4 separate regions of the Mus musculus genome follow, and regions 2, 3 and 4 are each linked to region 1. Evidence: chromatin loops called from intact Hi-C (ENCODE). Cell type or tissue: left cerebral cortex. All regions are shown on one strand.

Region 1 (8,000 bases):
TAAATAAAATAAATAAATCTTTAAAAGAAAAAAAAGACAAAGGCTATTACTGAAAAGATTACAAATAAAACCTGTCTATTCTCAAAGAGCAAAATGTAGCCCATGTGATAAGATGCTTGCAAGCATGAATGATGTCCCCAGCTCAATCTCCAGCACCACCAAAAAGACAGACAGACAGACTGGAAGACAGGAAGACAGAAAGAGAAGGCATGGTGGTTGGATCCCAGCATTTTGGAAGGTGATCAAAGATTTAAAGTCCAAGCTAGAGAGATGGCTCAGTGGTTAAGAGCACTGGCTGCTCTTCCTGAGGTCCTGAGTTCAATTCCCAGCAACCCCATGGTGGCTCACAACTGTCTGTAATGGTATCCAATGCCCTCTTCTGGTGTGTCTGAAGTAGTGTGCTTATCTACATAAAATAAATAAATAAATCTAAACAAAATACCAACTGCTCTTCCAGAAGACATAAGTTCAATTCCCAGCTCACACGTGGCAAGTCGCAACTATCTATAACTCCAGTTCTAAGGCATCTAGCACCTTCTTCTGGACTCTGAAAGTAGCAGGTATAAACATGTCACACAAACATACATGTAGACAGGGCACCATACACATAAAGTAAAAATAAATCTTACCAGGCATGGTGGCACATGCCTTTCATCCCAGCTCTTGGGAGGCAGAGGCAGGCGGACCTCTGTGAGCCCGAGGCCAGCCAGGGCCACACCGAGAAATCTTGCCCTAAAAAGACAAACAAAAGAAATCTTAAAAAAAAAAAAAAATTCAAGGTCATCCTTTGTTTCTAAGGAATTAGAGGTCATTGTGGAATTCATGAGACTGTCTCAAAAATTTTTTATAAAGCGGGCAAGAAGAGTTGCAGCCGCAATGGTGCCTGCCATTGAGCCCGACAATCTGGGCCCACATGATAGAAAGAGAAAATCAGCCCCTGAATGTTTACTTTGACCTCTCCAATGCTCTGTGACACTTACATAAATATAATGTGGTTTTTTTAATATTTAAAAAAGTAGCCTGGGGCTGGAACAATGGCTTAACAATTTAGGGCTCACACTGCTCTTGCAGAGGACCAAAGTTCATTTCCCATCACCCACATCAGATGGCTCAGAACTATCTATAATTCCAGCTCCAGGGAAATCAATGAGAATACTTGTGCTCATGTGCACATTACACACACACACACACACACACACACAAACACACACACACACACACACAGAATAAATAAATAAATAAATAAATAAATAAATAAATCTTTTAAAAAGTTGCATCCCTTGGGGCTGTAGATATGGTTTGGTAGTTAAGAGCACTGGCTGCTCTTCCAGAAGTCCTGAGTTCAAATCTCAGGACCCACATGGTGGCTCACAAACATCTGTAATTGTAGGTCCAATGGGATCTGATACTGTCTTCTGGTGTGCAGATCTACATTGGGACAAAACAACCATATACATAAGTAAATATGTCTTTTTTAAAAAGCTGCAACCCAGGAAAAAGAAACAAAGAAAGAAGGGGGAGGAGGAAGAGGAGGAAGAAGAGGAGAAAAACAAGAGCCAGAGACCACAGACCTGATAAAGGTGCTTACCACTACCACCAAGCCCAACAATTGGAGTTTAGTCCCTGAGATTCCCAGGGCAGAAGGCAAGACCTGACTCACACAAAGCTGTCCTCCGAAATACCTACTGTGAGACAGGAGACAGGCCTCCATGGTTAAGAAGACTTGCTCTTGCAGAGAACCCAGGTTCAGTTCCCAGCATGGTGGCTCAAACTCAGTTGTAGGGAATCAGACCCCCTCTTCTGATCTTCCTGGGCACCAGGCACACACATGTTACACATGCATGCGTGGTAGACAGAACACCTACACACATAAGATCCAAATTAAAAATCTAAAAAGAAAAAAAAAAGTCCCAGTCAACAAGAGAGAAACCATGCCTGGGACTGGAAACCTAGCCGACTGCCCTGGGCAGGTGGGGTCATGGATCTTGAAGGAGAACCTGTAACATCAGCAGGATCCTAAATATGTATCTTCCTATACCTCACCCTCTTTGGGAAACGTCTCGTTATCAGACAGAGACCATTACAGGAAACCACAGCCAATGTTATGAGGAGTTGGAGATCCTCCCTCAACTCCCAGCTGATACATCTATGACATAATTCCCACACCTAAGATTTAGGGGACGTTGTGGAAGAGGGAGGCAGAGAAGATTGTAAGAGCCAGAGAAACAAGAAGTTTGCTGTGAGATCCTGTCTCCTAGAAATGTCAGGAGGGGGATGTACCCACGAAGTCTCACCAAAATGGATGTTGTCTTAGGGTTTTATCGCTGTGAAGAGACACCATGACAAAGGCAAACATTTAGTTGGGGCTGGCTTACAGTTTCAGAGGTTCAGTCCATTATCATCATGATGGGAAACATGGCAGAGTGCAGGCAGACATGGTGCTGGAGGAGTGGAGAGTTCTACTTCTGGATCTGTTAGGCAGCCAGGAGGCAGCTCTGATTCCACACTGAGTGGAGCTTGAACTTAGGAGACCTCAAAGCCCACCCCCACAGTGACACACTTTCTCCAACAAGGCCACACCTCCTAACAGTGCCACTCCCTATGGCCAAGCACTGAAATACATGACTCTGTAGGGGCCAAATCTATTCAGACCACCACAATTGCCTAAACAAGACCTGAACAAGGATGAACCCAGCAGACCTGTTAACACGGGAGGGGGAAAGCTCTCAAAGCTTCAATCCTAGACAAAGAACTGCGGGTAACCAAGGAATACTGAGAGCTGGAGAAACAGTCTTCCCCAGGGATAAGTGCACCAACTGGTTTTTTGATGCCAAATGGTCAGCCCTGAAAATACATACATTTAAGTAACATTATACAGACTAAATAGGTTGTATTCACGTATTAGGAATATATAGATCAACAACTAAGGAGAGAGAGGCCAGGGCTACACACAGAGAAACCCTGTCTCGAAAAAGAAAAAAAAAATCATAAATAAATATGCAAAAAAAATTAAATCCAAATTTATTTGTTGTTTGGTTTTTGGTTTTTGATGGTTGGTTGGTTGGTTGGTTGGTTGGTTGGTTGGTAGGTTGGTAGGTTGGTTGGCTTTCAAGATGTTTTTTCTCTTTGTAGCCCTGACTAGTCTGAAACTTGCTATGTAAACTAAGCTGGCCTCATGGAGATTCAGCTGCCTCTGCCTCTCCAGCCTTAGAATTAGAAGCATGCACCACCACACCCGCATGGGTTTTCTGTTATTTAAAACCCAGATTTTTAAAATGCTTGTCAATATAACCTCCAAGGCAGCAGGAGTGTGTGCTTTGGAGACAGGAATAACTGCAGTGGAGAGGTCTGGAAACAGGGTGAAGGAGACATAAGCCTACACTTTACATACACTATAGTTTTCAAACTTTAAACAGCCTCATAAGACAGCCATTACTACTGCCATTTTACAGTCCGATTAAGTAGCTTGACCAGGGTCAGAGAGCTGGCTAGTGACAGGAACTAGATTGAGTCTAGTTCCCCCTCAGACTTCACAGTCATTCTTAGCTTCTGCCCTACAGGGAATCCTGAGGCAGTCCAGGATAGCACCCTGTCACAAGCCACTGAGATAATATACACCCATTGTTTTAGTTAATGCAAACAGGTAGCCACTGCAGTCGCAACAGGAAACTGGTCCCGCTGGGCTAGGGAAGGCTTCCCTTCCTGAGTAAGAACCTCCCATTCTTTAGGTGGCTTTGCCTTCCCACCTTGCTTCCTCCTTTCCCAACCCCTTCTCCTGCTTCCCTATCTACACCCTATCTTCTTACGCCTCAGTTACTAGGTAACGTTAATGTCAGCCTGCAGGCAGCGCCAGTCCCCGCCGGTCCAGACACCTGCATCGCTTATTTCACTGGGACACAGCTGCAGACCTTCTCATTTCCTGCTGGCTTTATCTCTGCACCTCCCGCGGGGAAGAGAGCGCTACCCTGTAACTCTCCCCTTACCCAAGGCAGCCAGATAGGCGGAAGGAGAATCCCTGAGTCATACAGCAACACCTACTGCAACCCTCTGTCCCCCCCCCCCCGAACAAGCCAGCAGCCCTTTCACAAATTAATAAGACATCCATCCCCTGGCGCAGCTGTACAGCTCAGCCTCTCCTCCTTATTTTCCGTGTCGATAAAATTAGGATAAAAATACCGCTTTACCTCCCCTCCTTAGCTCACAACAAAATGGTCAGCATGAAAAAGTGCGTGTTTCATCGATTGAAAAAAGCTTTACTTTATCAGATGACACAACTATCTGATTCCATTATCGTTATTCCACAGTCAAAGAGGGGACATAATTTCTCTTTGAAACAGGCGCTGCACCAATTCTCCTAGCCTTCCCACACTACCGGCAACCTGACTGAAAAGCCCCAATCTTGTCTATGCTTCTTTTTCCTGCTTCCCAGAACAGAGCGGTCAAGACTGGTTGTCAGGGTTGAGAAAGAATGCCCCCTATGTCCACCTGATTCAAAACCATCGCGGACTCGAAAGTATAGAATTTGGGAACCAATATTGCCACCTAGTGGCTAATAGCGTCAGGTCACCAAACTGAAATCTCCCAGCCTTGGTACCTATTTGACAAGGGACCTGTAGAGCAAAGAGCACAAATCGCCCCAGTATTTCCGGTGCTTTGCGTCGATGATACGATGATACGGCTGGCTCTCCCCCTGCCTGGCCAGGGCTTTGGAGGGAAGCATATTTTGGACATACTTCAGGCTGTGCTCAGAGCACGTGAGGTGGACTGTGGAGTTAGAGGGGATGGGATGGAGGACTCATCAAGGGTACTTTCTCTAACTTGTGGACAAGTCACATTTACAGTTTTATTTTAGTGTTCAATGACATACATATCCTATCAAAGTTTACCTCCACTGTAACCCCTCACAGTTACCCGATCCTTGGAATACCCAGCTTAGAAACTGTTCTATTCTTAGGGCTGGAGAAAGAGTTCAAGGGTTCAGAGCACTCACTGCTCTTCCAGAGGACCTGAGTTTGACTCCAGGCATTCACACTGGGTGCCTCACAACTGCCTGTAATTCCAGCTCCAGGAGATCTGATGTCTCTGGCTTCCATGGGTACCTGGAAGTGTGCACACACATACACAAACACACACACACCACACACACACACACCACACACACCACACACACACACACACCACACACACCACACAAACACACACACACCACACCACACACACACATACCACACAACACAACACACACACACACAACACACACACACACTCACATACTTTAGAATAATGAAAATAAATTCATTTTAAAAATTCTGTCCCTCCCCCTAGAACATCTGTTTGCAATAAAAGAGCCAGGAAGGTATGGTAGCACAGCTATCAACTCAGCTCCGTGGAGAATGAAGCAGGAAGATGAGAGTTCAAGGCCAGGCTAGGCTAAAAGGGAGGCTCAACCTAAAAAAAAACAAACAACTGAAAAGTGACACACTTCTCATGTCTCTGTGTTCTTTTCTTGTCAGTAAATCCAGAACCGTGTCTGAAGCAGGGCCACAACCAAACTGGAGAGAGCAGGAAGTTCCGAACAAAACAGAAAAATGAACTTTGGGGGTTAGTAGAAGATCAAGAAGGGCGGGCAGGCAGCTACCAGCTTCTCCTTCGGACCCCGAAACAGCCCCAGGAAGAGGTGAGGACAAGAGAGAAGACTTCTCAAGCCTACAAGAGGAAGTGGACCCGAGAGACACGCACAGGTCAGAAAACAAGGGCCTGCATGCAGCTCAGGGCACAGGAAATAGGAGGCAGAGCCTCAGGCCAGCGCGGGTGGGGTCAGCCAGAACAGCTTTTAGGGTGGAGCAACTGGGACCTCCAGCAGATCCTTTCTGTTGGTTCTGAGGCTGCAGCTTGCCTGGGCCTGAGGTACAGGACCCATGTCTTGACCAGAAACCTCAGCTATGTCCTGGCAGCCCCGGACTGTGCCAGGCTGCTAGCCATAGCCAGATCTGGAGACATGCACACAAGCCCTGTGCAAAGACCTAACCGAAGAACCTTAATAGGGGCCCTCTGGAGGCAAAGGCAGGCAGAACTCTGTGAGTTCAAGGCCAGCCTGAGCTACATCGTGAGACCCTGTCTCAAAACTAGCAAATGGGCATACCCTGTACTAGGGCCAGGGGTAGCTTGGTCCTAGAATCTACTACTACTTCCCAAACCCTTCAAACAATGATGGTCTACACAGAGAAAAATGTCTTGGGAGGTGGGGCTACAGAAGGAACTGACTTACCCCGGGGTAGGTGGAGTTCAGGACTTGGGGGTGGGGGCGGGGAGGGGGGGGGACGGGACAGGGAGGAAGATGCATCAAGGGAGGAGTTTAGACCAAGTTGGCACTGGGGGAATGCTTTGTCTATTGGCTCTGGCTTGACACCTCACTCTGCACAGGTCTCTTTGGAAATCGGAGGAAGACAGATATTCAGAGAAGCTACTCTGGGCAAGGGATTAGAATCCCTTGAACTCGCAGGGCAAAAAGGGCCATTTTCTCAAACAGCAACTTCTGGACTGTGGCTGGGGCCTTCGCAAAGAGCGCCCTAACTGCTAAGCACCCCTCCCTCCGGGGTGTGCCCTGCCCCTCCCTTAGTCACCCCAAGGAGAGAGAGGAAAAGGGAAGAAAGGAAGAGGTACTGACTACAGAAGGAAAGGGAAGCAGAGGAGGAGAGAAGCCACGTAGGAGTTGGTGACGGAGAAGACCAGAGAGGGCAAACCTAGGGCAAATCTAGGACCGGGGGAGATCCAAGAAAGGGCAGGCTGAGCATCCCAACGGGCGGGCGCCCCCAGCACAGGACCCAGGGGCGGGGAGCCAAGGGGGCGGGCCGGCCATGTCCCACGGGACCTACTATGAGTGCGAGCCTCGGGGTGGCCAGCAGCCACTTGAGTTCTCAGGGGGTCGAGCTGGGCCCGGGGAGCTGGGGGACATGTGTGAGCATGAGGCCTCCATCGACCTCTCCGCCTACATCGAGTCTGGGGAAGAACAGCTACTTTCTGACCTCTTTGCCATGAAGCCAACGCCTGAAGCCCGAAGCCTTAAGGGCCCAGGAGCCCCCTCGTTTCCTCACTACCTGCCGGCTGACCCTCGGCCATTCGCCTATCCCTCACACACATTTGGCCCAGATAGGAAGGCTTTGGGGCCTGGCATCTACAGCAACCCAGGGAGCTACGACCCCAGGGCTGTGGCGGTGAAGGAGGAGCCTCGTGGGCCAGAGGGCAACCGAGGCACCAGTCGAGGCAGCTACAATCCCCTGCAGTACCAAGTGGCACACTGCGGGCAGACAGCCGTGCACCTCCCCCCGACCCTGGCAGCACCTGGCCAGCCCTTGCGTGTCCTCAAGGTAAGACCAAGGTAGCTCTCCCCGCTTCTTCCCCCCAGGGTGGAGCAAGGTGGGTGGTTGAGGGAATTCTGACTACTGGGCTTCCCTAACAAGTCTATGTTTGGTGCTCCTCTGTGAACATGCCCTACCCCAAGGTCCTGTTTCCCAACTCTGTGAATTTATTTCTTAGAACTCGGCTGTGTCCTGAAGACACTTGTAATAGCTGCTCTGCCCTGATCTCAGGCAGGACCAGGTTTCCTGCTGTGCACTATACCTCTTGCTTCTCTGCTGCCTGCTTTTGGATGAGGAAACATGGCTGACTAGAATTTTAGAACGGGAGACTTATTACAGACAAACCAAAGGGAAGGGAATAATGAGAGCATGATAGAAAGCTTTGGTCTCAGACCAAGGACCATATGTATCTGGGTTACGGTCCTTCACAGAGACAGGGAGATGGATGCCTGGGAGATCGGAGCTCTCTGGGAGTCCTGTATCCCTTTGAGGCCTCACATATGCTCTCCCTGCTGGGTTTCCTGCTTAGCCTTCACTCTGCCTCCTGGTGGACCCTCACCTCTCTGTCCCCCTTACCCTCCAGGCCCCTGTGGCAGCTGCTGCCCCTCCCTGCAGTCCCCTTCTCAAGGCACCCTCCCCTGC
Region 2 (8,000 bases), 100 kb before region 1:
ATACTAAAAATCATCTCAGCAGAGAGCTAGAAAGTGAAAACTTGAAAATTAAAGTCTTTACAACTTGAGAACTCTCTCAGATAACGACAGTACCCTCTCGCTGCCTTTTGCTATATTCTACTACTCCTGATCATGTCAGTCATTCACCAGCATACGAGACATCAGGAAAGAAAAATATTTTCTGACATTCAAGCAACTGGTTGTTAACACCAAATAAAGTTGAATATTATTGCAAAGGTTACTGAAAAACAAAGACTAAGATACATGTTCATGGATGTAGGTCTGTAAGCAAAAGGTCACAAGTTAAATTACCAAATCCATGCTTTGTAGGCCTATACATGCAATTTTTTAAGAAAATGCCTCTGTCTGCAGAGAAAGATGATAAGGTTCCTTAGAGCACTGCTGAGTCACGAGAACTGGTTCCTAGAATTAGGAACTACAAAGTAAGATTCAATTAAATTGCAGTTTTGACTGCATACCATAGATTCTGGATCAGTAAAAAGTTAACTGGTAGAGATTTGTATCAGGTAAGAAAGCAAAGAGAGCAGTTACTCTCCACTGTGTACAAAGATCTTTTAAAGAGAAACTCCCTGCCTGGTGGTGGTGACACAAACCTGTAATCCAGGCGGACGCAGAAGGTGGATTTCTGAGCTCCAAGCAAGTTCCAGAACAGCCAGGGCTAACACAAAGAAACCCTGTCTCAAAAGAGATGGGGGGCTCCCCTCACCCTTTTCTTGGAGATAGGGGTTCTATGTACCCAGTTGTACTCACTAATGACCAAGGTGGCCTTGAGCTTACAGCAGTAAGACCTTTTCTTCCTTTTGGTTCTCATACCTGAGAGATGTGACTAAAGCATTGCAAAGCTGTCTCTACAGGGCTTTTGAAGAACTTCTTTTCTTGAGGCTTTAGCTATGAAGAGAGGAGGACATGGTGAGAATAGCCACAACAAAATGAAAGAAACTGGGCTGGTGAGATGGCTCACCGGGTAAGAGTACTGACTGCTCTCCCGAAGGTCCTGAGTTCAAATCCCAGCAACCACATGGTGGTTCACAACCACCCATAAAGAGATCTGACACCCTCTTCTAGTGCAGATGAAGTCAGCTACAGTGTACTTATGTATATTAATAAATAAATCTTTGGGCTGGAGCAAGCAGGGACTGAGTAAGTGGGTCTGACCGGAGTAAGCAGAGGTCCTAAAAATTCAATTTTCAACAACCACATCAAGGCTCACAACCATCTGTACAGCTACAGTGTACTTACATACATAAAATAAATAAATACATCTTTCAAAAAAATTAAAGAAACTAGTGACATTAGAATTAAATAAATACCTTTTTATAACTGCTGTCTATAAATTTGTTGCTTCTTTTTGTTTTAAGATGCTCATTACCTGTGTTATGTACTTCCTACAGGCCAGAGACTAGATGACACAGTTTATGAAAAAGGTAAAAACTTACATTATCAGAAAGAGCCAGATGCTTGCAAAGATTTCCACAAACAGCACATTTTTCTGAAAGGAAAAAGGAAAAAAATATTCGTTCTTAAGGGCAGGAGGTAAGATTTTCCTAAAGTACATAGTGGCTGTCAAGTAGGCTAGCAAGAAAAAAAAAAAAGATTCTTAACTAAATTTAGATTATCACTGTGCTATAAAACTATTTTACCTTAATCTCTGTTCTCTAAATCAGCATTTCCACACAAATGTGTTGAAGCACGAGGGCCTACACCCTGACTCTCTCTATCTTCTTTCCTTTGTTTTAGAGACAAGGTTTCATAAATGTAGACCAGACTAGCCTGAAACTTGTAGCAACTCTCCTGTCTCAGGCTCCTGAGTACTAGGACTACTGGTATTCATTGGTAGTTTCTGTTTTGCCAACAAAAGTACAGGAATACATTTGCAAGTGTTCTCGGACAAATACAAGAGTGGTTTTCATTTCAGGTGACTTTTTAAAAAATATTTATTTTATGAATGTTTTGCCTTTGTGTCTGCCTGTGTACGTGTTTACATGTTTGGTGCCTAAGGAAATCAGAAGAAGGTGTCAGATCCTCTCAACTGGAGTTATGGAACAGTTGTGAGCCACCATATGGGTGCTCAGAATTGAACCTAGGTTCTCTAGAAAAAAGGTTAGTGTTTTTACCCACTGAGCCATCTCTCCTCTGAGGGAGAGGCAGGCACACAATGGGCACTGTAAGAGGCTGGCTCACCAGTTATCCTACCCTGTTGTCACTTTGTTAATATTCCTGGGTCTAGAAGTTCTCCTGCTCTTATTCTTCAACTAATGCAATCTGAAAGAAACAGAAAGTACACTTCCTAAGCTCTCCTTATACAATGCAGTATTAGCAGTGGATGATAAATGTCACAGGGCCATGGATGAGGCTCAGTGACAGAAACTGGTTTAGCATGCATGACCCTAGGTTCATCCATGAAAAAAGAAAAGATAAATGCCACAGCAGGAAAAAGCATTAGATGGCTTTATGCTTTGCAGAGACAATCACTCCAAAGTGGGCTGCTGTAACCACACTGAACAGTCTCATTGCATCAGCAGATAACCCAAAAGGGTCATGAGACTCATACGAGGCAAAAGTTCTCCAGATACTATTTAACATCACTGTTCTTTCCTTGGGGAATAAAGTTTCTTTCCCAGTCTGCCCTATATACTGATCTCAGTATGAGCCAGCAAGTGAAAAATATTCTATTTAAAAGAAAAACAACCTTCTAGAGCTTTCTAGAACCAACAGGGTAACAGCTCAGGATCCTTACCCTGGTGGACAGACATTTCTACCATTTTGCTACTGCCTACCTCTAGCTTCGTCTTTCACCATTTTTACCTTTCTCTATTCTATCTCAACTCTGTGTAAGCATCTGCACTGTAATTCAATGATGTCATGTTATTACACATGCTACTGTTCTAAATTGTTTTAAAAGATGTGTTTTTATTTTATATACATGAGTATTTGCCTGCATGTAAGTATATGTACCATTTGTGATGTGTCCCTAGTGCCTGTGGAGGCCAGAAGAGGGCATCAGATCCCCAGAAGTAGAGTTACAGATGGTTATGAGGCACCTTGTGAGTATTGGGAACTAAACACACATCCGTTGCCAGAGCAGCAAGTGCTCCTAACCACAGAGCCATCTGTCCAGTCCCCAGTTGTAAGTTAAAATGATCTTTGCCAAACTTGGCAAACCCTACTGTAGCAGAATGTCTTCTATGATATTTTCCTTAATCAAAGCATCCTGTCCTAAGTAGGGGAAACTCCGTTTTCTGGGATTTGTATAGTTTACAGGGTTGTTGTTACACTTGTTCTCAGACAGAATCTGTATGTTGCCCATACTGGCCTTCAAACTCCTCTGTGCCAGTAACCAACCCCTTGACTGAGCCTCCCTAGCAGCTATAATCATAACCACCATGCCAGCTCACCCAGCCCTAAGAATTTTCACATTAATAAAAGAAAATAGTGATTAGGGGTGTAGCTCAGAGTATTTGTCTAGCATCCTAGAGATTCTGGGTTCATTTCCCAATGCTCACTCCAATATAAAACCTTAAACTCAACTCTTTCTTGAGACAGGGTCTCATTTTGTAGCTCTGGCTGGCCTGGAACTCAGAGATCTGCTTGACTTTGCCTCTCCAGTGTTGTGATTAAAGGCATTTGTCACCATGTTCCACCTGGCCTTTAAGTTTCCTTTCTAAAACTTGATAGTTGTAAGAAGTTGGCAATCATTTATTCTCTCAGATAATTTCCTCATTGATAAAATAGCTCTGCCAGTAATTACTACCAAAGGCTGTGGTGAAGATTATGCTGGAGGCTGGGTTTGGTGGTACACAGCTGAAATCCCAGCATTTGGGAGGCTGGGGCAGGAAGATGGTGAGTTCAAGGACAGTTAAAGCTATAGAGTAAGATCCTGCCTCATAAACAACAGAAAAAGCAAAAATTATTCTTAAAAATCTGTTAATTGAAAATAAACATTGTAACTTATTTGTTTAACTGTATGGGGGCTTAGGGTGTAAGCAGATGCAAAGCCCTAGTTCTAGGGGAGTCAGGGGGGAGGGTATGGGGGACTTTTGGGATAGCACTAGAAATGTAAATGAAGAAAATACCAAATAAATAAATAAATAAATAAATAAATAAATAAATAAATAAATAGTACTAGTTCTATACTTAGTACTGCCAAATAAAGAAATAGGAAATTGCTTATTAAACTCCAAGGTATCAACATCATTTTTCACCCAGTATGACATTTCCCGACACAACTCAAAAGACTGAAGAGTAACACTATTGCTAAATCAGTTAGTGCCATTCTTTTATTAATGGGTTCCTTTAATTTCTAAAATGAACCTACATACAGAATCCGTATTATCACTGATGCCTACTAAATGACATTTATTCTACATCACAAAGAGAAATGGCTACTCATTATATCTAAGTTAAACATTTTGGGATAAATCTGAAAAGAAGCCACTCACCCAAAGTCATACACTTTTTACAGAAAATATGGCCACAGCTGGTGACAAAGAAATGGGCCCCATCTTTTCGGAAACACTGGTTGCAATGAAACCAATCCATTCTGGACCAGATAGAGAAAAAGAATAAGAATAATGTAGGGCATAACATAATTATACCTATTACAATAACACTGCTTACCGTTTACTGGGTGTGGGAACAAATTTTTGGGCATTACATTTGTCTGTAGGGATATACATATGAGAAAAAAGTCACCAAACTACCTTCACTATATGCCAGAGAACATGTGTGTGTGTGTGTGTGTGTGTGTGTGTGTGTGTGTGTGTGTGTGTGTGTAAGTAGAAAAGTAATAGGAAGTCAGAAATGAGGCTTTTTTTCTCCCTCTTGGAGTGGTATAGTTAAGTATCTATATTTATATGTTTGCCTTTACTGTAACTCGCTTTTGTTTTGTAAGTTTTGTAGCTTAACTCATAGTTCAATTTATAACTAGAAAAACAATCTTTTAAAAAATGAAAAAAAGCCATATTTGTGAGGTGCTATGGCTCAAACTAGAGCCTCATGAACATTAAACAAGTACACCACCACTGAGCCCCAGCCCAGCCCGTGTCTTTACTCATAGGGCAGAGAAAGCAGCCAATAGGCAGTGGTGGATCAGACAGACCACACTTGGGCACGTCTTATAAAAGTGAAGCAGTTGATGATAAGAGTCTCAGCTAACACAGCCTCCCCCACAGAAACCCAGTCACAGATCAAGAAGGTGTCTTAAGTCATGACCAGGCTCATCCCCACCCCTCCCACACATGGACACACGATATACATGATTATAACCACACCTAACCAATTTATCCAAAATTCCATCTTTACTGGTAATTCTGGAATTAGAATCCAATTCTCCTGATTCTGTAGAAAATACATGTTCCTACATTAAACAGTCCTTCCGTTCACATGGTACTCATATGGTACGATTTTTTTTTCTAACAGCAATTTTTGCATAATTTAAATATATATCCAAACAAAAGTTATTTTGTGGGGTTGGAAAAAAAAGTTTATTTCATGGGTGGAGCGAACATGTGCCACAGGCAAGTGTAGAGGTCCCAGTTAACTTCTGAGAATTGTTTCTCTCTTCCCTCCATGTTGATTCTGGGAAGTATGAGCTCTACATAAATGGCAACTACTTTTACCCATTGGGCCATCCTGTTGGCCCACTTTGTAGGAGTTGTTTATTTGTTTTGTTTTTTCAGACAGGGTTTCTCTGTGTAGCCCAAGCTGTTCTGGAATTTGCTCTGCAGACCAGGCTGTAGGAGTTTTTTTTAATGAAGAAACTGACATTTGAAAACAGCCCTGGGCTCTAAAAACCACAACAAAATATGTTGGATATGCTAGTTAATATTTATTAATTAGCATAATATAATTGATCGACTTTTATAAATAATACATCTATAAATATAATTCTTAATATAAATTAATATTTAAGCTGTTAAAATAAAACAAGTTTCTTCCTCGCTATCACAATCCTCTCTGAACAATTCATTTTTAGAGTGCCAGTTTATGCAGAGGCTTACAAAGTCAATGAGGTTACTTTGCACCCCATCTTTAGAGATTCTGCCACTTAGCCAGTGAAGTGGCATGCACTTTCAGTCCAAGAACTTGGAAAACAGAGGCAGGTGGACCTCTGAGATTTCAAGGCCAGCCAGAGTTAGATAGTAAGACCCTGTGTCAAGAAATAAAACAAAATGAAATAAAAATCTGCCGTTTAAGATTTATGATCGATGGAGCTGGAGAGATGGCTCATCGGTTAAGAGGGACAAGGGTAGGGTGACTTGAGTTTGATACCTGGGGTCCACAGGTAGAACAGATTCCCACAGGCTGCCCCATGCCTTCCACGTGTGCGCCACGGCAAGCGAACCACCACCCGGTAACTATTCGCATGCCCCACACTCAACTACACAAATAAATGTAAAATGTTCTTTAATTTACTAAATGGTAGGGTGAGGTGGCGTAGGACGTTAATCCTGGCACTTGGAGGGCAGACGCAGGCAGACTGACTGTGAGTTGGAGGCCAGCCTGGTCTACACAGTGAGTTCCAGGGCAGCCTGGGGTATGTAGTGAGAACCTGTCAATGAATGAATGAATGAGCAAATAAATATCTAAATAAGCCGTCCCCACAGCACCAAGCTGGGGGTGGGGGTGGGGGTTCCAGTCGCGGCTACACTTAAGTGGTAAGCGGCCATGCCTGGCTTGGGTAAGAGGCCGCCAGCCTTCACGCGGCCTCCAGCTCGACCCTTTCTAGCTCGTGCCCCTACCAGCTTGGCAGCCGGGTTCCAACGTTTCTGTTCTCAGACCATCCGGTTCTCTCCCTCACGAGGCACAGGAAACGGCGGGAAAACAAGCAGCCTCCGCCCAGGGCACGGCCACCAGGTTCGAAGCTGCGCACGCCAGATTGAACCAGCACGCGGTGGGGGCGGGGCGGGGCGCTGATCCTCCTGCGCAGCCGCAGAAGCAGCCAGGCCTCGACAGACAGGTGGGTCCTACGGTGGCCTGATAAGTCCAGGAGGTCTTCGAAGCAGCCCCTTGTTACCTACCATGGAAGCAGAGAGGGAAAAATGAGCCTATTAATGTTCCAGCAAACGACCCCCAAAACAAAAAGAAACGGAGTCGCAAGGCCATAGAAGCTTTGGCATAATCTAAAATGAAATAGAAATAATGGCAGCTTTAAAAGTACAGCATTGCGGGGCATGATAGCACACGCCTTTAATCCCAGCACTTGGGAGGCAGAGGCAGGCAGATTTCTGAGTTCGAGGCTAGCCTGGTCTACAAAGTGAGTTCCAGGACAGCCAGGGCTATACAGAGAAACCCTGTCTCGAAAAACAAAACAAAACAAAAGTACAGCATAAATTCGAAATAGAAAAACTAAGAAGTTGTTATGTGGATAGAGGCTGATTGGCTATAAACTCACAACAAACAGACCTCCAGAAAAAAAGTTTAGCTTTTTGGGGTTGTTTGTTTGTTTGTTTGTTTGTTTGAATAAATGAACCCAGCCCTGGCGGTATGCTTGGGAGGGTGAAGACGGAGGATGGAAGATCTCAGCTTCACCCCTGCCTAGTTACAACCTGTGATACTCAAGGCCCTATACTCAAAAAAGAAAAGAAAAGGGGAGCAAAAGGAGATGGGAAGAGAAGAAAAAAAAAACGATAAAAAGGAAAGAAAATAAACATTTCCACTGCGCTGGTTGTCGGTGTTTCTTTTGTTTTTAGGTCAGCTTGGTCTAGATAGTAAGCTCCAGTCTATCCTGGGCTACATACAGCAAACCCTGTCTCTAAAAATTAAAGAAAAAAGATGAAAACCAACCAAACAAGAATAACCTATGGGGAGAAAACCCCATATCTGTGTGTGGAAACACACTTTATTTAAATGCTAAAGTATAGAGCACCTATAAGATTTTAGAAACATGTAATTTTAGAAGCGTAACAATAAACATACAGAAGCCTGCTAGTGGTGGCCACGCCTTTAATCCCAATAAAGGGAATCACTCTTGTTCACCT
Region 3 (8,000 bases), 71 kb before region 1:
AAGGAGGGAGGGAGGGAGGGAGAGAGAGAGAGAAAAAGAGAGAGAGAGAGAGAAAGAGAGAGAGAGAGAGAGAGAGAGAGAGAGAGAACTGAGCTGAGCTGAGCTGAGCTGAGCTGAGTTGAGCTGAGCAGAGCAGAGCAGAGCACACACGGTGGTACTGATCTGTAATCCCAGCATATTGGAGGCTGAAGCAGGAGAATTTCAAGTCTCAGGAATACCCTGTCTCAGAAAAGTGTGATGATAGCTCACCAGATGAAGACCCTCACTGCCAAGCCTGAGTTGGATCCTCAGGACCTGCAGGGTGGAAGGAGAGAACCAGTCCCTATAAGTTCTTCTCTGACCATCACACGCACATCTGGGAAGAGGGATGCTCAATTGAGAAAATTCTTCCGTAAGATTGACCCATAGATGAAGTCTGTTTTCTTGATCAATGGCTTGATGTGGCAGGTACAACCCATAGGCGGTTGGTCCTGAGTTGTATTAAGAAGCAAGCTGAAGCCAGGAGGTGGTGGTACATGCCTTTCATCCCAATACTCAGGAGACAGAAGCTGTCGGGGCTGTGTGAGGTCGAGGCCAGCCTGGTCAGCTTAGTACATTCCAGGACACCCAGGACTATTACACAGAGAAACCCTGTGGGTGTCAGAGGCAGGGGGAGCAGGTTGAGCAGGCCATGAGGGAAAGCCAGCAAGCAGTGTCCTTCAGTGGCCTCTGCCTCAGTTCCTGCTCCAGGTTCCTGCCTTACTTTCCTGCCCTGACTTCCCTCAGTGATAAGCTGAAACGAACCCTTTCTTCTCCAGGTTTCATCTGGTCATGACATGTATGACAAGACTATAAAGCAAAGTAGGACATCTATGTTGGACCATTTGGTGACCATTGGTGACCGTCACAGGAACGGTTTCTGCTAGATGCTGGAGACAAACACTTTGGTGTTAGGGACTTGAGCAAGAATGGAGATAAGGAAGGGAAGGCAAGGGAGTAGAGAAGTTGAGTGATACACAGAAAGGGATGTAGACTCGACGGAAGTTCTGCGTGTCTGTCTGTGAATGATAAGGTCTCTTGATGCAACCTAGGCTGTCTGGAACCCACAATCCTACCACCTTAGCCTCCAGAGTGCTGCTAGATTACCCTTGTGCCACTTCACTGGCTGGTTTTTGTTTTGTTTGTTTGTTTGTTTGGTTGGTTCATTTGTTTTGCCCCCCCCCCTCATGGGTGTGTACGGATGTGGGTGTGTTCGAGAGCATCTATGCCTGCATGCTGCATGTGTGTGGGAACCCATGTACATGAGGTCATGTGCACATTTGTATGTGTGCATGTAGTGATGCAGAGTTGATGTCTGGGGTCGTCAGTCATTCTCCATGTTACTGAGGCAGGGTCTCTTGCTGAGCGAGAAGTTTGAATCCAGCTGTTCTAGCTAAGCCGGCTTGCCCTCGTGATCACCGTCCTCTGATTCCAGGGGAGCTCGACACCTGCCCAGCTTTGACCATGACTTCTGGGAATCTGAATGCCAGTGCTCACTGTTGTCAATGGGAGAGATTTGGGAGAGGAGGTGCTGGTTTAAAGAGAGGAGGCTCTGACAGCAGCAGACTGCTAGGCAGTATCAAGGCCCGCCTGAGATCCAAGCTCCACAAGAAGTCTCTGTAAATCAGAGCTGGACCATATGGTCTCCTTTCCACACTCCAAGCTCTTACCACACTACTACATTTAGATCACGTGCCAAGTGGGGCGTTGGTAATTGTTTTATTCCTTTATTTGTCTCAATGCATAGGACCATTTAGCAACTCGCTCAATCATACTTCTTGAAAGTCAAGCACCCATTTCAGGAGCTCAGTTACAACTGAGAAAAAAGCCAGCCTCTTGTCCTGAGGAAATGACCTTAAAGTCTTGGCCTGGAGAGATGTTCAGAGGTTAAGAGCACTTATTGACCTTCCAGAGGGCCTGAGCTAGAATCCAAGCTCTAATAGAATGCAGGCTCAGCTCCCAGCGCTCCTGTGGCAGCGCACAACCACTTGGAACTCCACTTTCAGGAGTTACATCGCCCTCTTCTGGCTTCTATAGGTACTGCATGCATGTGGTGCCCAGACTACATGCAGGCAAAACACTCAAGCGGATAAAATAAAAAAGATACACATCTTTTAAAATATTTCTTTTTTTTCACTTTTATTAGATATTTTCTTTATTTACATTTCAAATGTTATTCCCTTTCTTAGTTTCCCCTCAGAAAATCCCATATCCCTTCTCCCTGTTCCTCAACCCACCCACTCCCATTCCTGGTCCTGAAAATATTTATTTCTTAATAAATTAATTGAGCCAGTGAGATGGCTCAGCCACTAAAGGGATTGCCGACAAGCCAGACAACCTGAATTTGATCCTTGGGACCCACAAAGTAGAAAAGAGACTCTAGCAAGTGTCCTCTGACCCCCACACATGCGCTACAGCACCGCCCTACCCCCCCCCCCCCAAATGAGGGAAAACAGATGAAGATTAAGGGAAAAAAATTAAAAAGAAAAGGCAAACACCAGTCAGAAAGAAAGATGAAATGAAGGCGTTCCCTCAGATGAGTAGGCCCTTTGCAGTCACCCTCTGCCTCCTGGGCATGACGCCACGTTCAAAGGAAGTTGTCTCTTCCGAAGCTTATGGGGTCCGGAGACTGTGGATGGAGAAGCCTTTGTGTTGTTACGAGGGGTAGTTAACTCATGCTCTGGTGGAGAAGATGAACCCTTGCCCTGACACCAGAGACAAAAAATTCCAGAAAATTATCCCTCTGTCTGCTGCACTTGGCCGGGTTCCAGAAATTCAGCCCAGCTCCGGTGAGAAAGAAACACAGGCACATTCCCTGCTCCTGTCATGTGTCCTTGACTCCTGTCCCTGCCCAGTCTGTCGTGGGGCCCTAGTAACTTTTAAGGCTTTCGGCGACTCCAGTACTGAGTACTTAAATATAGAGACTTCTCCCACAAGTGGTTTTTATTATGTTTGCCCAAGATAAAGAGTCATGTCTTTGCAATGATTTTGTTTCGTTTTGTGGTTCTGGAGGTCAAATTCAGAGCTTTATCCACGGTGCGCAGATGAATTTATCCACTAAATTCAGAGCTTTATTCAGGTGCTAGACCTGAATTACATATGGAGTTCTTGTTTGTTGGAACAGGGTTCACCATGGAGCCAACTCTGGCCGGGAGACCCCATTCCTCCTGCCTTGCCAACCCAGTGTTGTACACCACATTGGGGAGATTCATTTGCCTTTTTAAAAAAACTTTTCATTTTATGTGTATGGTGTTTTGCCTGCATGTGTGTCTATGCACCACATGCATGCAGTTCCTGTGTAGGCCAGCAGAGGGCGATGTATCCTCTGGAAATGGAGTTACAAGTGCTTGTGAGCTGCCACACCAGAGCTAGGAACTGAGCCTTTGTTCTCTGCAAGGACTAGTGGTTGGGTTTTTTTTTTTTTTTTTTTTTTTTTTTTGCTTGTTTGTTTGATTTTACAGACGGGTTTTGATGTGTATCCCAGGCTTGATTTAACACATTAAGTAGCCTAAGCTGCCTCGAGATCCCCCAGACTTAGTACTGAGTATCTCTAGTACTTAGTACTTAGTATCTCTAGTACTGAGATACCCATGTTCCACCATACCTAGTCATAGCTTTAGTTTTACTTATTTACATAACCATGTACGTATTTTGAGAAAGTTTCACACTATACCCCAGATTGTCCTGAACTGACATCAATGCTTTGGTTTCAGCCTCCTGTGTGTTGGGATTATAGACCTGAGCTTTCATGCCCAGTCTGTGGGCTTAGCTTTGAAGAAAGGTTCTTTCTGGCTTTGGACAACCCTGTATAAGAAGAGCGCACAGCAAGGGCTGTGAAATGGCTCAAAGGGGGCAGTCAGGCCCTCATTAGTGACCTGACTTCACAGCTCCCTCACAAAGACCAAGAATAAAGTGCAGTTAGGTCCCGAAACAAAGCAAGCCAGGAATAGAGTGGCTTGGTTGCATGCGCTGTTCTTTTGTGCTAACACGTTTTATCAGCCCTTTCTCAAGGGGACAACCAGCAGGCCCACTATTGCAGTGGTGTGCCCCCACCCCTGCCCACTCCTTTTTGACAAAGGAGTCAGTAGGTGTCAGCCACACACAACCTTTCTCTAAGATCATGAGTATTTGCAAGGAAATGACCCTTCCAGCAAACATCTTTCCTTGTTAAAGGGACCAATTTCTTATTTTCAACAAGCAAAATTATGAAACCAGTCTCCAAGTTACTGGAAATAGGACTGTACTAAAAGTAAGTGCTTTGAGAAATATCCAAAAGAGAGGTGTGTATAAATGCAGTGGTAAATGTCAGGAGGCTAGGTTAAGGCCCACGAGTTTCACTGGACAGATTAGAAGTGCCAACATCAAAAATGTCTTAAACCTTTTTCTTTTTTCTTTTTTTTTTTTTCTGTTTTTTTTGTTTTGTTTTGTTTTGGTTTTGTTTTTTTTTTTTTGTTTTTTTTGGTTTTTTTGTTTTTTTTGTTTTTCGAGACAGGGTTTCTCTGTATAGTCCTGGCTGTCCTGGAACTCACTTTGTAGACCAGGCTGGCCTCAAACTCAGAAATCCACCTGTCTCTGCCTCCCAAGTGCTGGGATTAAAGGCATGCGTGTTTTAAGTTAAAAAAAAGTTACAACATTAACTCAAAACACACCAGGCCCTGAGGCTAAATGATCCTGAGGCTAGCCTGGGCTACAGAATGTGACCCATTTCAAATCACCAGCAACAAACAGAAGACCTTGATCATGGTTTCTCTTGGTTTCTCTCCCGGTGAAAGAGGTTATTGACAAGTAGTTACAGTGTCTTGAGAAAGCTTGGTGTGAACCAGTAACAACCTGCTTTGCCCAGGACCAAATCCAGTGTTTGACCTCTAGGAAGACACTTCTTTAAGTCTTAGCCTAATATTTTAAAATACTGAAAATACAAGCTATGGGGAGGGGTTAGCTCAGTGGACGAGCCATGACTGTCAAGGCTCTACATTTCAAATCAGCAACTTAAAAATAAAAAATAAATATTCAAGAATAACTGGGTCTACCTGGGCTTGGTGGCACATTCCCTTAACCCCAGCAGAGCTCTGTGAGTATCTGGCTAACTTGGTCTACATGACCAGTCCCAGGCCAGCCAGGGTTACTTAGGGAGACCCTGTCTAAAACAAACACAAACACAACAAAAATTGGCTTTGTTAGCCAGACTTGGGGCTGTGCACCTTGAATCTCAGCACTTGGGAGGCAGAGGTGGGCAGATCACTCTGAGTTCAAGGCCAGCCTTATCTATATAGTGAGGTGAAGGCCAGACCCTGGCTCAAAACTGATGGAGAGGGGGAAATGAGACATTGTTCAGGAAAGTTGTACAGCAGTGTTTAAACTCAAAAAGGAAAGTTAGAACACAAAGATGGATGAGGACCAGATCTGCGAATTGAGTAACCAAAATATAAGGAATGTCCATTAATTTTTTTCACAAATTTTTCTCGACGAATTACACTGAGACATCTTTCTTTCTTGTGACCAATACTAGCTGTATGGATTTTTGAGGCACGCAGCATTTATGCCATGATAACGTCACCAGCCTAGAGACATAGTAAGAATGAAAGGCCCCTGTGAAGAGGGAGATCCATTTTCTAGATTTCATATCTCACCATCAATAAGCAGCTGCAAACCACTCATAAATCCCAAATACTAAAGAAACAAAAATATCAGTTTTTAACAAGCCTCCCTTTCCCGTTCGGTGCCACACTGAACCCACCCACCCCCAAATCTGTTTGGTTCGAGATTTATAGAACTTGTAATTGTCTTTATTTTCCAACTTCTCAGATCTGGAGGCTTGCACATTACTCTGTGTTTGCACACCTTTCTGGAGAGATTCCCAAATCCATCACACACTAAGCCTGCGCCATCTAAATGGAAACGACAAAGTATCACTGAAAGAACTCACATTTGAGAAGCAGAAAGGTTTTATCCCTTGATGTTGCGATCTGGGCAGAAGTCTTCAAATTGGATTTGCTTAATAATGAAACCATCAAATGTCCCCGTGTGCTTCCTAAGCTTGTTTAAAAAAAGACCAGAGACAATTCACTTTCCTCCATGTCCCCTCACTTCCTCCCTGGGAGTCTTGTGCTATCTAGCCCAACCTTGTCTGTTTTCTCTGTTGAAAATGATTTACACGATCCCCCACTCTCTTCTCTTTTTGCTGAGGCTTTCAATCTGCTGTATCTTAGAGCAGCAAAAGGAGAAGGAGTTGAGATCTCAACCTTTGAAACCTCTTGATACTTGCTGAGTAGGGTGAGCAAGGGGCAGGCGGGAAGGGAGACCGTTCATTGTCTGGACTTTACCCTATCCGGAAGAGCCGTTCTAGATAGCTTAGCCAACCCCATTCCTAAAGGGCTTAACTTTTTTATTTTCTTGAAAAGTCCAAGTTTTTTAGTGTTTTTCTTAAAAAAATGAGTGAAGCCAAATTTGCGTAATTAGTGGTCAGATTGGGGAATTTAGTTTGTCTTATTGAGACAGAATTTCACTTTGGACCTCTGGCTAGCCTTAAACTCAAGGAGATCTGCCTGCCTCTGCATCCCAAGTGCTCGGATTAAAGATGTGTGTGCCACCAGGCCCTTTGGAATTTTATTTTTTAGACTCATTTTAAAATCAAATCATTTTGTATAGACTATGTAAAAAAAAACTTTAGTTTTTCAGCATGGTCTATAATATTGTTTCATGGTTGTTTTGTTGTTGTTGTTTTCTTCAAAGCACTTTACAGTTAGAAATAGACACAGTTCTTGAGGTGGAGCAACTGTTTTGAATTACATTCTTCAAGGAAATGGGGGTGCAATGTTAATATTCTTAACCATTACCATTCTTAGCATCAACACGTCTGTTTCATGATCGGTGAGGGGCTCACGACCTCCTGTCTGAAGTTCAAATAATTTGTGATAAAATATTAGGGGTCATGGGGCAGGCCAGAATCCTCCTTATCCTGCTTCGGAAAAACGTTGCAACTACCCCATATTCTTCATAATTTTATTTAGCTTTCATGACAGTCCCTAAAAGAAACTCTTCAGCTTAAAGTTCTTCCACATTGCCCCCCCCCACACACACCAAAACCACCCCCTATTTCATGAAACAGCTTGATGGCAATATCTCTGCAGCTTTCTCGACCTTGTCCTCAAATGATCCACACCTAAACATCTTAGTACACTGGCCAGTGTGTTTCTGAAGGCATTAGAAGCCCGCAGAACCGTGTGCCCTTATAGAGTTCACAAATGCTGTGCGACCTGAGATGAAGCCTTGGCTAGTGACTTCCCCCTGCGGCCCACCCTTCCCTTGCTCCCACTATGAAAAGAAAAGAAAATGTTTTAAGCCCCTTCCTCCGTGATCTTTGGGGGTAGGGGGTACTAATAATTAAATAGAAGAAGAGGGAGGAGATGCGGCTTAAGGATGGAGGAGGTGGGGGGCGGAGCCTCGGTCCGCAAATAAACGCCGCAGCCGAAAGGGAAGCACATTCGCGAGCGCAGCAGCCACCCTGCCCTCACAGATGGAGCGATCTGCGGAGTGAGCACGGAGCTCGGAGCCGACAAGGGCGAGAAGGAAGGGGCGACCGCAGCAGGTGGAAACCTGATCCAGAGCCGGCGAGCAAGAAAGTACCTGAGCACGGCTCCTCCTCCGCTCCCTCAGCTAAGAAGAACTACTTTTACCCTCATCGTAGAAGAGACTTAAGGGAAGGTGGAGGCGATCTGTTTCATTAGGAGGGCTGCAGGGAAATCCTGACCAGAGCAAGCCGCCGCCCGGTACACCGAGCAGAGCGATCCTGGGCTTCTGAAGATAAACGCTTTCCGGAGAATTCCAGCTGGAGTCGCTGGTACAGTTCTATTTTTGTATTTATATATATATATATTCTTTGCCTTCCATTTAAAAACACGGCCCTTGTTTGTTAGGCAGTGACACGTGTGACTCTCATTTGCTGTCACTTTTAGAGGGTAGGAGCGCACTCTGTTTTCGGA
Region 4 (8,000 bases), 150 kb before region 1:
GCCGCTGCTGGTAGCGCTTGTGCTCCAGTTTGACTGGTGGTAGATGTTTTAAAAGGTCTTCCGAGGGCCTTCCTGCGGGACCGGGGGCCAGTTCAGTAAAGAACTTTGGAAGGACCACAGGATGCAGAGGTCCACTGCAGACGCCGAGTCCAGGAAGACATGTTCCCAGCCCCACGCGCCTACACTGACCGGTTCTCCGCAGCCAATCGCGGACCTCTGCTGGGACCCACGCAGCCAATGGCGGACCCAGTACGTTGTGCATCAGCCCGCCCACCAATCCGGACCTCGGCTCCGCCTCCGCCTCCGCGCCGCACTGGTAGGGGCGGAGCGCCTCGGTCCAGGGGTAGGGGGCAGCGGCGGTCCAGGGCTTTGCGTGGCGCCAGGAGCCGGGCGTGCCGCAGCCCCTCGCCCTCTTGGATCCTCTGTCCTCTTCCCCCTTCCCGCCCCGGCCCGCAGTGCGAGGCTGGGAGCCGCCGCCCGGGGCCGCGCCGTGGTGAGTGACCGACCCCCCCAGCCCCTGGGCCTGCCTCCCGGCCGGTGCGAAACCTCCGACCCTCAGAGCCCCATCCTCGTGGTGGGAGGAGAATCCTCCGTTGGAAGTCGTCGGGTTCTGTCCCTCTTTCCTCCCCTGGACTTTCGAATCTGTGTTGTTGTAACTGGGGGAGGCTAAGGAGTGTGTGTAGTGGGGGGATGGGAAAGGTTGGGTCGGGACGCCCTCTGTGAGGATGCAGGTTCACCTGCCTCCTGGAGCTGACCGCCCCATGTACTTGAAACTTTTTGTTCTCTGACCCAGTTCCGGGCCCTTCAGATGCCTCCCGGGCTTCCCCTGTCCCCATGACTACCTCCTGGCGACCTCAACAGGCATTTACAACTAGACCTCACTTATAGGGAGCAGTGCCATTTGGTAATGAAAGGTTAAAAGGAAAAAACCCACAACTGGCCCCCGACTCTTGTGCCCCACCAACCGGAAAACGAAAAGGCCTCACAGGTTCCTGGTGTTGCAACTCAGACTTGTCAGCTGGAAGAAAACTCAAGCTTGAGACTTGTCTGAAAATCAGTGTGGGCCAAGATCGATGCATATTATGAACTCTTAGTCATGTCTCAAATCCATTTATATTGTTAGGATAGGTAGACAGCAGTAGTTGCAAAAGCCAGAAATCAAAAAACTAAGATACATGAATTATCCTAAACCTTACAATTGAAAATAAATATTACCAGTCTTTAGTGTATTGTTTAACTCCTCTTTTTAGTATTAATTGCACACTGAGAACTTTTAAAACTATGAATGCCGGGGCCTAGCAAACACAGAAGTGGATGCTCACAGTCAGCTATTGGATGGGTCACAGGGTCCCCAATGGAGGAGCTAGAGAAAGTACCCAAGGAGCTAAAGGGATCTGCAACCCTATAGGTGGAACAACATCATGAACTAACCAGTATCCCGGAGCACTTGACTCTAGCTGCATATGTATCAAAAGATGGCCTAGTCTGCCATCACAGGAAAGAGAGGCCCATTGGACTTGCAAACTTTATATGCCCCAGTACAGGGGAATGCCAGGGCCAAAAAGTGGGGGTGGGTGGGTGGGAGAGTATGGGGGACTTTTGGGATAGCATTGGAAATGTAAATGAGGAAAATACCTAATTAAAAAAAAGAAAAAGAAATAATTAAAAAAACTATGAATGCCTATGTCCCAGTCCATTAATCAGAAGAGCATGGGACGGAGGTGGCCTTTTAAGTTTCTCAGGTAATTCTAGTATGCCACTCTAGGAGAGAGCTACTCACTTTGATTATGTTATTTCCAGTTAGGCTTTCTTTAAAGTGAAGTGAGATTGGACCTTTGGAAGCTATCTGAGTTGGAACATACGTCACTCTTCCACAGTCGCCTTGCCCTCTCCTAACTGGGCAGGGTTTTAATACATATTCTTGAATTAGTTCTCCAAAACATTTAATTTTTGTGTTTATACAGTTTTGCTCACGCTGGCCTCAAATTTGCGATCCTCCTGCCTCAGCATGCTGAGATGTCTTAGCTTCCACATTTTCATAGATTTGCATGATGTTTTAATTATGTTATTATAGATACCCAGATATGACCCAGAAATGGGCAACTGTGTGGGGGCATAAACAGTTGGAGAAGCACACTGTTTCAAGCAAGCCAGTGTGTTGTACTAGATACTAGCTAACCTTGAGTATCCAGGACACTGGATATTGATCATGTATGTAATCTAGTGGGTCACTTGAACCATTTAGCATCTTTCCCATCCCATCTGGTACCACAAATACCCTGTCCCTTCTAGGCAGCCGTTATTCTTGTCTCCCACTCTTTCCATTCATTTTCATTAAGTTGCTTGTTCACTTTTAAGTCAGCTATCGCACTGCCTTCATTAAGTCAGGAAGACTTATAAAACAGAGATCTGAAGGTGACCTCTTGGCATTGGTGTGTGCAAGTGTGACATTGGGCATACATTTTTAAGTTACACATTTTGGAAAGTCTGACTCATAAAAAAAAAAGATTGATTTGTGTGTGTCTGTGTTTGTGTTTACTACGTACAATAAAGCCCATGAAAACCAGAGGGCTTTGGATCCCCTGAAACTGGAGTTACAGGTGGCTATAAGTCACCTAATATGGGTGCTTGGAACTGAGCCCGTGCTGAGCCACCTCTCCAGCCCAAAGCTCTATGATTTTTATCTGATTCTCAAAGAAGTTGATGATGTAAAAAGTTTAGAAGCACCTAAGTTAAACATCACAAAAGTCCTTAAGGCCTTTAACACTCACTAGACTCGCCAGACAGACCTGAGGCAGTATTTCAGATCTTTGAATAAAGACTTAGGAATTGAGCAGGATCATATCCAGTTTTCTGCTTTATCTTCTGTTTTAGTACAAGCCTATGTTCAACTGAACGTTCCAAAGTCCTTTTTTTTCCTACCATAGAATGGACAACATCTAAATTTCAAGTCTAGGCTGCTTGGCCTTTCTGTCTGTCTGAGGATGTTAGAAATCAAAGGGAGAGAAAAGTGTCACAAGTGTATTTTTTTTTAAAGATTTATTTATTTATTATATGTAAGTACACTGTAGCTGTCTTCAGACACACCAGAAGAGGGAATCAGATCTTGTTACAGATGGTTGTGAGCCACCATGTGGTTGCTGGGATTTGAACTAAGGACCTTTGGAAGAGCAGTCGGGTGCTCTTACCCACTGAGCCATCTCACCAGCCCCCACAAGTGTATTTTTTAAGTTAACGACTATGCAGAATAATATATCTGGCATCTGGAATAAGGATGCAGTTGTGATTATTCATAATAGGCTTTACCACTACCATCTCTGCCCAGGTAGAAACACTCCAGTTTTGATTCTTTCTCTATCCAGTCCAAAATGGAGACACAGAAACTGTTAAGAACACTGGTCTATCCTCCTTGTCACTCTTGTTTTTGAGACAGTCTCTTTCCATTGTGCCATTGTGGCTGGCCCCTACTCGTCATTCTTATGAGCCATCCTGGTTGTAGTGTGCTCCTGATTGAAAGACAGATTCTTCCAGAGAATCACCAGCTACAAGGAGAAGTCTTGATTCTAGCTGGGTGTAGTGGCACACACCTTCAGTCTCAGCACTTGGGAGACATTATGCCGCATGTCTATAGCCCTTTTTTTCTTTTTTCCATTTTATTTTACATTTATGGATGTTTTGTTGCACTTATGTCTGTTCGGTACATGCATGCAATGCTCACAGAGGCCAGAAGAGGGCATCAGGTGTCCTGGACCTGGAGTCACAGATGGTTGTGAGCCACCTTGTAGATGTTAGAACTGAACCTGTGTCCTCTGAAGAGCAGCCAGGCACTCTTAAGCACTGAGTATTCTCTCCAACACTTAATATATTTTTTTCAAAGCAGCAAAATCCATTCTGAAATTGTTTCAAAACCTCCAAATACAGCATATAAAATCATGGGGCTGGAGCTGTATGTAGCTTATTGTTAAAATGCTTGGCCACCGACTCCTGCCCAGTTTAGACTTCCCAGGTAAGGGTACCCTTTTCTTTGATAAGAAACTAAGCCTTAGGTGAAATAACTTGGCTAAGGACAAATAGCATTCTAGAAAGCAGGGAGGCTGCAGTTAACCTCAAGTCTGCTATAGACCAAACCTTTATCTCCCAAAGCTGCTGTTTCTGACTGTATAATGCCTAGCACACTACAGATGCCCGATGACAACATGCGGCTTTTCTGTAAGCACAGCCTTCTTTACAGAGGAAGAAAATGGAGCGAAGAGTCATTAGGGTTTCAGTGACTTACCCAGAGCTAGATGCTAAGTGGCAGGAGCTTGGAATTCATAAGCTGCCTCCTCACCGGTAAAATGCCCTTCAAGTACAATCCTTTTAGGATCTGCATGGCTTCTGGCCTGCTAGGTTTGATTGTCAGAAGCTGTGGCAAGCTAACACCAGGACGAATGATCAGTGTTGTAATCCTCAAGCCTCTAGGGGGCCGGCTCAGCGGTTAGGAGCACTTGCTGCTCTTGCAGAGGACCTGGGTTCGATTCCCTCACCCACATGGCGGCTCCCAACCAACTGCAAGTCCACTTCCAGGAGTTCTGATGCCCTCTTCTGATCTTTGAGGGCACCAAGCACACACATGGTGGATATGTACATGCAGATCAAAGTTACAAAATAAAATCTCAAAATACTTTTATAGAGTAAAATAAAGCCCCTAAGCCCCCACCTTTTGGAGCACTTGCCTAGGCTAGAGAAGGTCTCCAAAGAAGTGACCACAGTATACACTGTCTTTGTGGACTCGAAATCTGTCAGTTAGTAGCATTTAAGTAGGAGTCTTATCCTATCCTGGACAGACAAGAAGTAATATAAACACCAGTGGGATTTCTCCGAGAATATAATGTGACGTGATAAAGTATTTCTAATACCTAAGGAGGGAGCTGAATTACAGTGTTACAGAATGGGGTGGAGATGGCTCAGTGGTTAAGAGCACCCACTGCTCTTCCAAAGATACCAAGTTCAATTCCCAGCAACCACATGGTTCACAACCATCTGTAATGGGATCTGATGCCCTCTTCTGGTGTGTCTAAAGGAAGCAACAGTGTACTCATATAAATAAAATAAAATGAATTTAAAAAATACTAAAAAAAGAAGTTACAGAATATTCAGAGAACAGATTTTTGCCAGGCATTGAGGAATGAATAGGTCCCCTTCCCACAACCCTGGGAGCTGTTTAGTGAGCCTGTCCAGCTGGTTTTGAGGAGAAAGCTGGACTGAAGAGATAAGAACAGGAGCCCTTTTGCCCTTTGTGGAGTAGGCTATTAATGGGGAAGGGGTCATCTCTGGGCTCTGTAGGCTGAGCTGTGAGAGGTGACAAAGACCCAGGGAGGGGACTAACCTTTACTAAGCCCTCTCCACAAGATCTAGCACAAGGGGAATAAGGTTCTTTTATACCAAGGTTTCCTCCTGGGATGGGAAAGTCCCTCTAGAGTTTAGGGCTTTAATGTCCTATGAACAGTTTCCTGTTCCCAGTACCCGGCACCACAAAAACGGGGTGGGCATTTTTTAGGGCTGGGCAGAGTACCCCACCCTGTTTTGTTGTTACTTGCTCTTTGTGTGTTTTGAGACAGTTTTAGGTAGTTCGGGCTGTCCTTGAACTCCTGGTCCTACTGACTGTCTCCCAAGTGCTGGGATCATGGGTTTGTACTCCTGTGCCTGGCTTGATCGGCTGTTTACCTGTCTCCATGTTCTGGAAGTAATCCGAGATTATTAAGCATTAAAGAGTGGTCAATCTGAGATTTCAGCATGAGGTTTTGTGGTTAAGTACAGTCTGAGTACTGTTCCATGAACTTGAAGGTGAGAGTTGACTGATAGTTGTCAGAAGCAAAACTGAAGTTGGAACAGTAAAGGCTGTGGGAGGATAACTTTTTCCTCAGCCTCTAAAGACAGATTTTTGTCATGTGGCTTAGGGTCATTTTTATCCAAGCTTCTATGTATGGACCTTGTGTTTAATACAAAGAATACAGGAATTACAGCAGGTTCTGATGACTTGACAAGATTGTGAAAATTTTGAAATGATTTAGGCATTTTAGGAGCAATACAACATGATTCAAATAGAAATTGTTTGGTTTCAGCAGTTTGGCAAAGATTAAATGGTGACGGGATGGCTTCTTTTCTTACAGCTGTCTCTGAAGGGTACAAACCAGAGCACGACATGAGTCCTAATAAAGATGCCAGCAGTCTCAACAGCTCTGCAGCAGGGCTTGTCTGTCTCCCGCCAGTCTCAGAGGAGCTACAGCTTGTGTGGACTCAAGCCATCCAAACCAGTGAGCTGGATGGAAATGAGCACCTGCTACAAGCCTTCAGCTACTTCCCCTATCCAAGCCTGGCAGATATCGCTCTCCTCTGCCTGCGGCATGGGCTGCAGATGGAGAAGGTAAAGACCTGGTTCATGGCCCAACGTCTCCGCTGCGGCATTAGCTGGTCATCTGAAGAGATAGAGGAGACTCGTGCCAGAGTGGTGTACCACCGAGATCAGCTCCTTTTCAAGTCTCTTCTCTCTTTCACACAGCAGTCAGTGAGGCCCCCACAGGAGAGGCCTCCAGTGCTCCGTCCGGAGCAGGTTGCTCTTGGACTGAGTCCTCTGGCGCCTAGTGAGCAGCCCACTCATATGAAAGGATTGAAGGTTGAGCCTGAGGAGCCCTCTCAGGTATCACAGCTGCCACTGAATCATCAGAACGCTAAGGAGCCTCTGATGATGGGCAGCAGAACATTCTCCCACCAATCAGACTGTCAGGATCTTCAGATCAGTGGCCTCTCTAAGGAGCAGGCAGGCAGAGGTCCTGACCAGTCATGTGGAAAGACTGCTTCCTGGAATCACTTCACAGCTGTCCATCAGCCAGATAAGCCCGCATCGGTCTCATTACTTGATAATAGTTGTAAGGAGGAATCCGAACCTAGTGGAATACCTCCATCTTCCTCTACCTCTTCTCCCTCTTTCCAGGCATTGGCTAATGGAACCACTGCCACCCCTAAGCCCCTCCAGCCTTTGGGTTGTATCTCACAGTCACTCTCACCTAGTAAGAAGGCACTGTCTCCACAAGTAGAACCACTCTGGCCCCAAAGGCTATGGAATAACTCAGAACCAAATTCAGCTGGCCCCACAGAATACCTTTCCCCAGATATGCAACACCAGCGAAAGACTAAGCGGAAAACCAAAGAACAGTTGGCCATCCTCAAATCCTTTTTCCTACAGTGCCAATGGGCACGACGAGAAGATTACCATAAATTAGAACAGATCACTGGTTTACCTCGCCCGGAGATCATTCAATGGTTTGGTGACACACGATATGCCTTGAAGCATGGACAGCTGAAATGGTTTCGGGACAATGCAGTACTTGGTACCCCTAGTTTTCAAGATCCAGCCATTCCTACACCTTCAACTCGTTCCTTGAAAGAATGGGCCAAGACACCACCTCTACCAGCCCCACCGCCCCCACCAGATATACGACCTTTGGAGAAGTACTGGGCAGCCCACCAGCAGCTGCAGGAAGCTGATATCCTTAAACTGAGTCAGGCATCACGACTAAGCACTCAGCAAGTGTTGGACTGGTTTGACTCTCGATTGCCTAAGCCAGCAGAAGTGGTAGTTTGTCTAGATGAAGAAGACGAGGAGGATGAGGAGGATGAACTGCCAGAAGATGGTGAGGAAGAGGAGGAGGAGGAGGAAGATGATGATGATGGTGATGATGATGTCATCATATGGGACTGAGGGAGGCTGAGGCAAAGGGGAGTCTTTACTGAAATATTAACCAACTTAGTGACTGTTCAAACCTTTTTGAAATTGCTCTTGTAAAAAGTTTTGTGTTCCTGTGTAGGCAAAGGGGGTAATCTGCAGTAAACTGGAGAGGGTGACCAGGACAAACTGAAGTATTGGATCAACACAAATCCAATTCTCCAGCCTCCGTGTAGAGAGAGTTTGGGATCTGGGCAGATACTGGCTGAAAAGAGCTCTTGCTTTGCTCTTGCTC

What was found. A loop is a pair of places that touch in the nucleus more often than their neighbours do. Peaks named below come from ENCODE experiments on the same cell type or tissue, not always from the same donor. Only the 100,000 strongest peaks of a DNase experiment are listed, where the experiment ranks them.
Region 2: a loop joins it to region 1, with 9 times the contacts of the local background. A loop is called at or near these places in 18 of 42 quality-filtered maps.
Region 3: a loop joins it to region 1, with 7 times the contacts of the local background. A loop is called at or near these places in 33 of 42 quality-filtered maps.
Region 4: it touches region 1 in a loop (8-fold over the local background); 11 of 42 quality-filtered maps call a loop at or near these places.

What each region holds. Positions count from the first base shown.
Region 1 is chr14:54,710,816-54,718,815 of GRCm38, reverse strand. Cebpe (CCAAT/enhancer binding protein (C/EBP), epsilon) reads left to right here and starts at 6,642. Exons shown (of 2, transcript NM_207131.1): 1 at 6,642-7,367; 2 at 7,942-8,000. The coding sequence starts at 6,858. In left cerebral cortex, CTCF peaks have their summits at 4,343 and 4,552 (motif pointing left); DNase peaks (open chromatin) are centred at 3,846, 4,521 and 5,767; H3K4me3 peaks cover 1,016 bases; H3K27ac peaks cover 859 bases.
Region 2 is chr14:54,813,047-54,821,046 of GRCm38, reverse strand. It overlaps Rnf212b (ring finger protein 212B), which reads right to left and starts at 6,897. Exons shown (of 15, transcript NM_001370899.1): 1 at 6,762-6,897; 2 at 4,461-4,561; 3 at 1,458-1,510; 4 at 835-909. The coding sequence starts at 4,560. In left cerebral cortex, a CTCF peak has its summit at 3,011 (motif pointing right); a DNase peak (open chromatin) is centred at 3,037.
Region 3 is chr14:54,781,445-54,789,444 of GRCm38, reverse strand. It overlaps Slc7a8 (solute carrier family 7 (cationic amino acid transporter, y+ system), member 8), which reads left to right and starts at 7,559. Exons shown (of 11, transcript NM_016972.2): 1 at 7,559-8,000. It also overlaps a transcript of Rnf212b not described here. In left cerebral cortex, CTCF peaks have their summits at 2,048 (motif pointing left) and 3,325 (motif pointing right); DNase peaks (open chromatin) are centred at 1,980, 3,320 and 7,614; H3K4me3 peaks cover 906 bases; H3K27ac peaks cover 909 bases.
Region 4 is chr14:54,856,434-54,864,433 of GRCm38, reverse strand. It overlaps Homez (homeodomain leucine zipper-encoding gene), which reads left to right and starts at 276. Exons shown (of 2, transcript NM_001177705.1): 1 at 276-493; 2 at 6,153-8,000. The coding sequence starts at 6,185. The coding sequence ends at 7,741. In left cerebral cortex, CTCF peaks have their summits at 847, 3,724 (motif pointing right) and 4,478; DNase peaks (open chromatin) are centred at 216, 682, 3,723 and 6,294; H3K4me3 peaks cover 1,200 bases; H3K27ac peaks cover 887 bases.